2 separate regions of the Homo sapiens genome follow, and region 1 is linked to region 2. The links are chromatin contacts, found by Hi-C or POLR2A ChIA-PET in ENCODE. All regions are on one chromosome and are shown on one strand. Each heading gives the region's core, a stretch centred on a gene start or an enhancer-like site at or near the end of the contact. The rest is flanking DNA. Distances are from core to core; before and after follow the strand shown. Region 1 overlaps THSD4 (thrombospondin type 1 domain containing 4). Region 2 overlaps THSD4 (thrombospondin type 1 domain containing 4).

Region 1 (5,088 bases), core at 2,043-4,542, 37 kb after region 2:
CACTAGGTAGTACAGAGATTCTTCTCTAAGATGCCCAGAACACTGCATCTTCACATCTTCACTGATACCTTTTCCCACAATTATTCTCTTTTGCTTTAGTACCAACAATCTCTTTCTGTACAGAGGTTCGTTGAGTATCTGTTTAAACATTGTCCAAGAGAGTGAATGAAACAGACATGTACTTTAAAAAGACTTTTGTAGAGTTTGGGGAAGAAAATTGAAGAGCTGAAATGCAAAATTAGATATAGAAAAGGAACAAGATGGGGTTTTAAAACAATGGCAGCCAAAAGTAGACAGCCAAATCAAACAGGGGCAAAATTTGTGATTAAAATAGCAAATGTAAAAATGGAAAAGCAGCGGTCAAAAGCAAAAGTTTAAAAATCAAGTTTCCAACTTTAAAATAAAATCTTGCAAAAGTAGAGGAAATTTAAGTGGTTCAAGTTTGTATGGGAACAGAAACATAGATGGAAAAATAAGCTTCAAATAGGTAAGGCAAATGGTAATGAAATGCCAAATAATACAGTTATCTGATCTTGCAACAGGAAAGTCCTGTAATTTGGAAAGTGTCAGAAGCTCTTGGCGATACCCATGCGATTAATAGTATCAGCTTAGGCTTAATGAAGTCTAAGAATACTAGAAAGTGGGCTGGTTCTCTTTGTATAAGCAGAAGATCCAGTTCTTTGTTTTGTTTCAAGAAGCAAACAATGAAGGAATTTGAAAAACTACAAGAAAACCTTTAAAACTTTTGAGTAATTTTGTAAAGTGGTAAAATGGTGTTTTATTTATTTTGAGGGGAAAGAATGCACGAACATGTTTTCTAAATGTGGTTCATGCCCACATGTCATACTGAATGTTTTCTTTCAAAAAGAATTGATCGTGCACCTTCTGTGTTCAGGCATGGTGTCAGGAGTGGTCCTTGCCCGTAAGGAGTTTATGGTCTGCTGAGTTTATGGCCATGTTGTTCCTTAACTCCCATCTGTGGTTTTGCTGATCTAGATCTTAGGAATCAAATATCTTTTGCCTCCAGGTTTGTGTTTTTTGGTTTTTTTCCTTCTGTAATTTAGGTTGTGCACCATGATGTTTAGAACAATGCATTACCCGTCAGGATGAGTGATCTGTTTCAGCCTCTCCCTCCAAACTGCCCAGGGTTAAGTATTGGATTGTACTGACTCTCTCACTCTTCCTTCCCCATGTACTGTCAAGAGGAGCTTGCCATCAGCATGGCACAGAGACAGTAAATTTGTCTCCAGAGACTGACTCTACCCCGTAAGGCCCATGCCAACCAAGGCCAGGTTGTTTGCAGGTGGCCTGCTTTGTCGAACCTTTAGTCCCCTCCAGCACAAGTGCCCCACACTGACATCCCATCAGATACAAGAATGTCAACACAAGGTTATAGAAATCCATGTAATTCACACAAAACAACACGTTAAACTTTCAACTTGCGTAAAGGATCAGATGATCCCATTGTATCCCACAATTCCATTTCCACCACTTACGGCGGCCTGAAGAGCAGGTTGTCTTTCCTGGTCTGAACTGGCCCAAGGCTACTGCCATGGCAGGACCCTTCTGCCAGCTCCATGGGGTTTGTGTTTCAGGCTCAGCTGCCCTGTGAGGTGCAGCCTGTTCTGTTACAACTTGTGTTACAACGTTGCTTAGTTCACAAATAACTGGTAAAAGGTAGAATGTTATCAGTGTGCCATGCAAGTTAGTTTGGTTCATCTGTAAGTTTTCCTAGGCAGGGGGAAGTGGAATAGTGGGAGCAGAATTGAAAACTTCAACAGGACAAACACATACACACACACTCACACACAACCCAAAACTCTCAGTAGGGTGTTGCATAGGCAGGAGCCTTTTTAGATGTGTATTAGGCAAATTTAAAATGAGACATGAGCACATGCCTCGGGCTGCCCCCAGGGGAGGTCGCTGAAGCTCCAGGACTGCAGTTGGTTGTGCTTCCTCCTGTACACCTGTAATGGCTACCCCGCTGGCTCAGAGCTCTGCCTCACCGCCCTGCCCCAGCACCTGCAAGCCAGTGTGCCACTTTTTTGATGTTGTATGTTTTTAATATTCCCTGAGACAGACTCCAGAGTTCTGAGTTTCTTACTTGGGGTGTCAAATTATATTCCAGGAACCAATTTGGGTTTTCCTGGCTTCTGGTTAAAAAGCTGGACAGATTTTGAGTTGTTTGCTCTTATTTCTCTCATAAACTGCACTATTTTGTAGAACACAAGATTTTTCAGGAAGTATACTGAAAGGCCTGTACTTAGTTGTGTGTTTTTCTTTCAGCCACACTCAGATCTTCCCCTTCTGGTATGTTCTCAGCTGGAGACACTGCTCCCCGCATTGTCCCAAAGTTTGAAAGGTGGGGGCTGAGGAGAGAAGGGGAGTAGTCAGGCAGTTTCTAGCAGTTACCTCCCCACATTGCCACCTAGAACCTCATCTGCCTCCCTCTACACCCCAAGCTCCAGGAAGGCAAAGACCAAATCTTTGGACTCCATATCCTTTGTGCCTGGAGAAAAGCTTGGACTTGGTGTTGGAATGTTACTTTGAGTTGTCTTTGACAGGTATCAGAAAGCCACATGCCCTCCCCATGGAAGCAGGACCAGAATTAGACTGCAGGACTTTAGAGACAAACCCCATGAAGCTCCAAGGGGTTCATTCTAACTCAACTGAGCAAATTAACCACTTCTCCAGTTAGATCTTCTAATAACTTTTGTTGGGTTTTTCTCCTGCAGTTAGGGAATAGCAAAGTCTTCACTACCAAAAAATAAAATAAAAAGTACAATGATGCAGTAATGTCATTTGAAAATAATAGTGAAGGAAAAAGAAGTATGTGATTGAGAAAGATGCTTATGTGAGTTATGAACATTGCTAAGGGGGCGGGAGGACCACTTAATGATTCAGTGAAATGGGAACTGTCTAGACAAGTAATTCATATAGCTCATGTTGAAGCCAGCCCTTCAGGAGTTTGCACCAGAGCCCAACCTCAGCTCTACCTACTGGAGTCTCAGGGCTTTGTTTTGCCCTGGGTTAAGCCACATCACAGTTGGCTGCCAACTTTGAACAATGAGTAGCTTACCATAAGAAGCCCAGGCCTAAGGGAATTCATCTTCTCCCTCATGCCAGTTATAGTAACGGGCAGGGAAACCTGAGTCCAGCTGCCAACAGTCATTAAATGCAGAGGACTTCTTCCCCAGGTTCAGATGGTCATGGTTACCTTGGCCAGATCCTCCCTACCCAGTTTTGCCCTGCTGTCCCTCCCAAATCCCCAGAGGCAAGGGCCAAAGTCACCGCACTGAAAATCAGAGGCTGTGCCTTTCATTACCAGCTCTGCAAAGGGCCTGCGGCAGGGGGTGGGGTGGTGGGGTGTTGTGGGAGGTCATTGAACCTGTATGCTTCTCAGTTCCTCATCTGCAAAGTAAAGGGGGTGAGCTAAAGCATTTCAGTTTTCTTCTGAGTAGAGAAGTGAGATACATTTTCAGTGTAGAATTTGTAAAACACAGAAAACTATCATGTATATGTAGTGTATTTTTAGGTATTATAAATATGTTGGATCCTGCTGCTTCTCTTAACATTATATGAAGCACTTCTCCATGCATTACAAAAATTCTGTGTAAGTTTTAATAGCTACCTAAAATTTTACAACTGCTTGCTTTGAAAAATGCCTTCCAGGTCAAACATTTTAGAATTCTTTGAGCGTGATGCAAAAAGAAAAATAAAAGGATGGATTTTTTTTTTTTTTCAAAAAAGGAAGCATTTCTGAGAGAGAGGGAGGAGGCAGGTGGAATCTTTGGATACCGAGTTGTAGGAACTGGGGGGATAATTTAATCATGTTATTATTGGAAGCAGTCCTCCATGGGTTTACTCATACTCCTACATGTCATGTTAGGTATGACCAGAATATGAGGACATGATCCCCTTTACCTGACCCATTTTTCAGGACTGTGTTTTCAGTAAGCAACATTTAGAAATGAGGGAAGGCCTACCTCCAGAATGAAGAACAGGCTTGTTTATTGCTTGCTGTGAATGCAGTGCATTCCCAAGCTCAGTATTCATCCACTGCATTGCAAACACACTGCATGTGGAATATGTCTGGACCTCTCTGCATTGCCCCTGTGGACTTGGAGACAAGGGGAACCGACTGCAAACACTGATATCCATGCTACTTGCTGTGCCATGAGTAATAAAGTCCTTTGTCTCATTATCCAAGATTCTCTGCTAGTATCCATGAAACCATGATAGATTAACTCATTAGCTTGTAAGTAAGTGGAGTAAAATCAACCCCCAGGCCAAGTAATGATTACATGTTAGTTATACAATGGTAGATGAGCAGCAAGGGCATTTCGACTTCAAGAAGCAAAGCATCTAACTTAATTTTACACAGCTAGTGGCAGAGCTAGAAATCAAACCTGGGTCTGTTGGACTCCAAATCCCACATATTTTATTGGCTGCTTTCACCATACTGTATCTTGCAGGCAGTAGGAACCATTTGATATGAAATTAATAAAGAACCTCAAATGGACTCTTCATTTTAAAAAGTGGTGGATCCTAGGTAGGTGTTAAGTCTGAAGCTACTTTCCCCAGGAAAGTTTGCCATCTGTTACCTATTTGGAGAATTTCTCTACCAAGCTACCCAACTGGTTTATTTAGATTGAATGATGAAAACATTTAAATCTGGTTGTTGTAGTGTTTCATTGGCTTTAAAAAGAATTTTTTTTCTCCAGCAGGCTCTAGTGCATAACTATTGTCGATATTTTTAAAAATGAAATGAATACAGTAGGAATCATTCTAATATCCATATTGGCAGAAGTTAGAAGCTTTTCATGCTGGAACGAAGAGGAGGTAATGAATAACCCTAGAGCTGTGTGTCGCTGCTCTACTGGGGCAAGATACATTTTATTAAAAACAGAACTTTGCCCATTGGTAGAAAGTTGTTGCATTGATAGAACACCCAATGCGCTTGCCACTAGCGCTCAGCACAGTGTCTAGTGTCTGGTAAACACTCAGTAATTGGTAGATTTTATTATGACTTGGTACTCGGTAAATGTTTTCCCAGTGAATGACAGCTGTTTGTTCATCCTTCACTTA
Region 2 (5,162 bases), core at 909-3,408:
CAGGACTGGTTTCCACACACACATCCCAAGTTGTAGTTGACTTAACATTACATTTTCAGATTTTCCAGCTCTCAGAATGCAGCTGCAGGTTCACAAGTCAGCAACCCATGGAGAACAGTGAGACAGCAATGCGAGAATGTCCGTGGCCTAGCTCCCCTGCCTCACAGTCCCACGGACACTTGCTGGGGGCTGGCTTCAAGGCTGAGAAGCTGCCAACCAACTTCTTCTGAGAGCCCCCTTCCGGCGAAGTGAGGCACAGGTGGTATTTATCTACTAAGCAGCACCCACATGAATACATTTAGCCGGATATGTGTTCAACTTAGGCTCAACACATCTGCATCAAATATATCTTTGGAAGACTGCCCTATTTCGGCAAGAAGGCAGGAATTTCAGTCTGGTGATCTCCCTCCCCATGATCTCCACCATGCTGGTCTCGCTGTTGTATCCTTTCTTAGTGTCTCCTGTGGCACCTGACATATAGCAGGCCTTCTATCAATATTCGTTTAACGAATAGAAAAATGAACAACATGTGCTAAATGATATACAAAGACCATTGAGCCAATCTAGTGGGAGAACAACATACAGTTATAATAGAGAGGAATTCATACAATATAAATATGTACAGTGTCAAATGAGCACAGAGGAGATGTCCAAGCTGGATTTTAACATATAAATAGGAGTTCACTAGCCATATGGAGGTAGAGATGAAGGCAGAGGAGCCGATTTATGCAAAGGTGTAAAGGCATGAAACAATCTCACATGTTCAGGCAATAAGTATAAGAGGTTCCCTACCTTAAGAACTTTGTAGTTTATAAAGTAGTTTGTTTTTTGTTTTTGTTTTTTTAAATCTTTTCATTTTTTTTCTAGAAGTGATTCATAATTACTACTAATTTATAAGGAGTCAGAGCTTTGCTTTGGGATAATTATTTGCATTCAAGGGTTGTGGAAAAAACCTGATAGTTTGTTGGAGTTCTACCTATTCCCTACCTGAGGGAACCAATAAAATTGAGAATTTTTGTTTCTTTCCTAGAGGTTGACTACTTGGAGCCATGTGAATGCTGCACAGTCTCAATATAAAGGTCTTTTAAAACCCAAGTGATAACCACTGCTAGAAAATAATAACAGCAATTGCCAGCATTGCTATGGCAGAGTACTGTTGTAAGCATTTTATGTCTATTAATTCATTTAATTTTCCTAATGGTCTCATTAGGAGGTACTAGTATTATCACCGTTTCATAGGTGAGGAAACTGACAGAGATGTAGTGATTTGATCAAGATCACAAAGCTAATAAATGGCTGAGTGAGGATTTTATTATTTTTTTTTTTTTTGAGACGGAGTCTCGCTCTGTCGCCCAGGCCAGACTGCGGACTGCAGTGGCGCAATCTCGGCTCACTGCAAGCTCCGCTTCCCGGGTTCACGCCATTCTCCTGCCTCAGCCTCCCGAGTAGCTGGGACTACAGGCGCCCGCCACCGCGCCCGGCTAATTTTTTGTATTTTTAGTAGAGACGGGGTTTCACCTTGTTAGCCAGGATGGTCTTGATCTCCTGACCTCATGATCCACCCGCCTCGGCCTCCCAAAGTGCTGGGATTACAGGCGTGAGCCACCGCGCCCGGCCTGAGTGAGGATTTTAAACTCATATATAGTTTGAAAGTTTTGCAGTATGTTTAAAGTTATCAGGCTATTTCTTTTTGTTGTTGTTTGTTTGTTTGAGCTTGTCTGCTAAGCAGAGACAAAAACAAAAAGAACTTGCTGGTTTTGGGATAACCCCTTGGCCTTGATGCCTGTCGGTTCCTGCACATTCCTGTGCTGTGGGCCTCAGGACTTTGCTGCTCTCCTCCCATCCAGTCCCAGGCTACCCCTTCTGTGACCCATCCCCACTCATGACACTCAACCAGCTTCCCTTGGATGTGAGCACATGGGCCCTCTGCATGCTAAGGTTCAGAATTAATCACTAGGGCAAGCAGGTGGAGGTGTCCAAAAATCAGACTCATGGAGGGGAGGGACAGGTGACAGAGTTTCCAGAATGTCTGTGCCTTTACAGGAGGCCCTGACTCTCTGGGGTGGTAAATGTGCTTAATACTTTCTGTTTCATCTCTCCCACACCCCTCTTACTCACCTAGGCCAGCCCTGAGGTGTCATGCTGGGTCTTAAGGATACAGTGTGCCCCTCTGAGGCCCTCCAGCCACCACTTCCTGCTGTCCTCTTTTGCCTTGCCCTCACCCACTTTATGTCACTCAGTCAGATGTTTGTCTTTTGCAATGTGAAAGGCGAAGTATGATCAAGTGATCAGGAGCAAGGATGCACTGCTCAGACATGCCTGGCTCCACTTCCTGGCCCAGCCTCATACTAGATATGTAGCCTGAGGCAAGTCCCTGACACTTTTCATTCCTGTTTCCTTATCTATCAAGTGGGGGTCATAAAACCTTCCTTACTGGGTGGCCGGGAGGATTCAGGTAAGATCATCCATAGTGCTCAATCAACACTGGCTATGAGAGACAGGCTGTGTAGGGGTTTCAGAGCGTGGGATCTGGAGTCAGACCATGGGTTTGAATCCCAACTTGGCCACATCCAACCATGTGAGCTTAAGTACATTGGTGTTTTTGTTTTTGTTCTGAGAGAGGATCTTGCTCTGTCACCCAGGCTACAGTGCAGTGGCACAATCATGGCTCACTACAGCCTCAACCTCCTGGGCTCAAACAATCCCTCCACCTTAGCCTCCCGAGTAGCTGGAACCACAGGCATGCACCACCATGCCTGGCTAAATTTTTAAAGCTTTTTGTAGAGACAGGGCCTCCCTATGTTTCCCAGGCTGGTCTCAAACTCCTGGGTTCAAGTGACCCTCCTGCCTCAGCCTCCTAAAGTGCTGGAATTACAGGCATGAGCCACTGCGCCTGGCCTAGTAAGTTTTTTATCCTCCTCTGTAAAATGGAGTTAATAACAGTATCTACATGATGGGGTTGTTGTCAAGATTTCATGCTTATAAACTTAAGAGTCAAATATTTAAATGCTAACTAGTATGTATTAGGCCTTCAATACATATTAACCACTACTGTTTATCATTATTATCATCAACAGTTAATTCATTCTAGAGTAACTCTACTGCCTATCTGTGAAAGGCCCATCTGAGCAGGGATCCTTTCCAACAAGACTTGGACTGTCCCTGCAAGCCTTTAATTGTGCTCTCACTCATATTGCCCATTAGAACTCCCCCCAGTTGAAGATTTCTTTGCTCTTCTTAGAGAACAGAGGCTTGGCTTCTCTAACGGGCAGAGTTCCACAGCAGACAAACTAGAAAAAGTCTCCTGAGGAATTTTTCTTCATTCCAAGATGAATGTTCCAGAAACATCCCCTCTCCTGATGCGTCTTGGAAGTCCTGCTCGCTGACCTGCATGGAAATGGGATCTTGATTTTAAGAGAGGTTGATTTCACAGGAGGCTGACTTGTGTGTTATTCTCATAAAGCACATGTCATCTTAATTGAAACTGTGTGAGTGGTAAACTTTGCATTGTAAATTTAGAAAAACTCCCATGGGAAGGAAATGTAGCCTTTGAAACACTGGAGGAGGCAGTGTGAGTTGTTTTATGTAACTCTGGCACGGAGAATACCTGATTTGTGCAGGCAGACTTGTTGCAGATGCTGTTAATGGTGAGATCTGTTTTGAATAGTGCATTTTCAGGTGCTTTTAAAAAAAATTCTTAATGTTACCAAGTCTTTTTGACTGTATTACTGTATTTGGCTTTTTTTTTTTTTTTTTTGAGACAAAGTCTCACTCTGTGGCCCAGGCTGGAGTACAATGGTGTGATCCTGGCTCACCGCAACCTCTGCCTTGCAGGCGCAAGCAAATCCTCCTGCCTCAGCCTCCCAAGTGGCTGGGGCTACAGGCACACACTACCACACCTGGCTAATTTTTACATTTTTTGTAGAGATAGGGTTTTGTTATGTTGCCCAGCCTGGTCTCCAACTCCTGGGCTCAAACAATCCACCCGCCTCAGCCCTCTAAAGTGCTGGGATTACAGGTGTGAGCCACCGTGCCTGGCCCAGCTTTGAGAATCATAAACTGTTTTTAGGTCATTCAATATTATTTTAAAAGCTATAGCCTTTTCTCCAGGCCATACCCCAGCTGGAACCCTGAGCACGGAATTACTTGGAGTTGTCGCTGTTTCTGAGCCTTCAAATCTACCAGGCAACCTATTGGTAAATGACTGTTCACCATAGTAATGGTAACAGCCTGAACACTAATGCCTAACATGCTCATATCATTGTAAGGAATGTAGTCTACCACTGGTGCCCCCAATCCTATACAGAGAAAAGAGTCAGGGAACATTCCCTTCCCATTGCCACTGCTCCTATGGGATGGGGCTGGGGTATCAAGGACCCTGACCCCTGTTTTGGGGTGCTGTTGAAAAAAGGGACATTGAAGCTTGGAGTAGTTTGAATGGAGCTAGCAAAGTCCCCATGCATGCTGTGCGATGCATACAGATGTGCAGGCCACCATCAGTGGAAGGTTCTCACCAGTGGAAGTGACCAGCATAGTCAGTATCACCTGGGCACATTCTTACTTACCAGCCCAGGTCCTACCTTAGGCCAATTAAATTGGAATTTAGGGCAGGGCCTATATGGTGGTTTTCAAAGCATCCCGGGATCTCACTGTGCTGGACACTGCTGGGCAGTCTCTTGATACTGACTCCTCATGTGGATCGCAGGTCAGGTATACCTGGAACCCTATGACCTCATCCATGGTCAGGCCTTATCCATTCAGGGAATCCCAGTGTCCTAGTCTGCTCCCCAGAGGCAGAGGCAGTCACTGTTCATAGCCTCTTGTGCCTTTACAGGGACATTCTGCATTATTTGCACACAAATGGGAACATTACAGCACATATTGTTTGGCATCTTGCTATTTTATTTTATTTTTTTTTTTGAGATGGAGTCTCACTCTGTCACCCAGGCTGAAGTGCAGTGGCGTGATCTCGGCTCACTGCAACCTCTGCCGCCTGGGTTCAAGCGATTCCCCTGCCTCAGCCTCCCTAGTAGCTGGGATTACAGGCGCCTGCCCCTGTGCCTGGCTAATTTTTGTAGTTTTTTTAGTAGAGGCGGAGTTTCACCATCTTGGCCAGGCTGGTCTTGAACTCCTGACCTCATGATCCACCCACCGTGGCCTCC

The links. A loop is a pair of places that touch in the nucleus more often than their neighbours do. ChIA-PET counts read pairs that join two places held with the same protein, here RNA polymerase II (POLR2A). Pooled maps may share reads with other maps.
Region 1: a map with no recorded cell type shows a loop between it and region 2 (5-fold over the local background). The contact joins two enhancer-like sites. A Hi-C loop is called at or near these places in 1 of 168 maps with a recorded cell type or tissue (breast epithelium), 3 of 37 single-sample maps with no recorded cell type and 3 of 50 pooled maps. POLR2A ChIA-PET finds 5 or more read pairs at or near these places in 2 of 52 experiments (HCT116 and MCF 10A).

What each region holds. Positions count from the first base shown.
Region 1 is chr15:71,505,210-71,510,297 of GRCh38, forward strand. The region is part of intron 7 of THSD4 (thrombospondin type 1 domain containing 4); the gene reads left to right. All of the region lies in intron 2 of LOC107984716 (a long non-coding RNA gene), which reads right to left. Among named protein-coding and RNA genes, the nearest start is that of THSD4-AS2, 180 kb to the right of the region's middle. Within about 2 kb of position 3,293, at least 2 of the 41 ENCODE cell types and tissues checked have a DNase peak (open chromatin) inside an H3K27ac peak, as active enhancers do.
Region 2 is chr15:71,469,318-71,474,479 of GRCh38, forward strand. All of the region lies in intron 7 of THSD4 (thrombospondin type 1 domain containing 4), which reads left to right. Among named protein-coding and RNA genes, the nearest start is that of THSD4-AS2, 220 kb to the right of the region's middle. Within about 2 kb of position 2,159, at least 2 of the 41 ENCODE cell types and tissues checked have a DNase peak (open chromatin) inside an H3K27ac peak, as active enhancers do.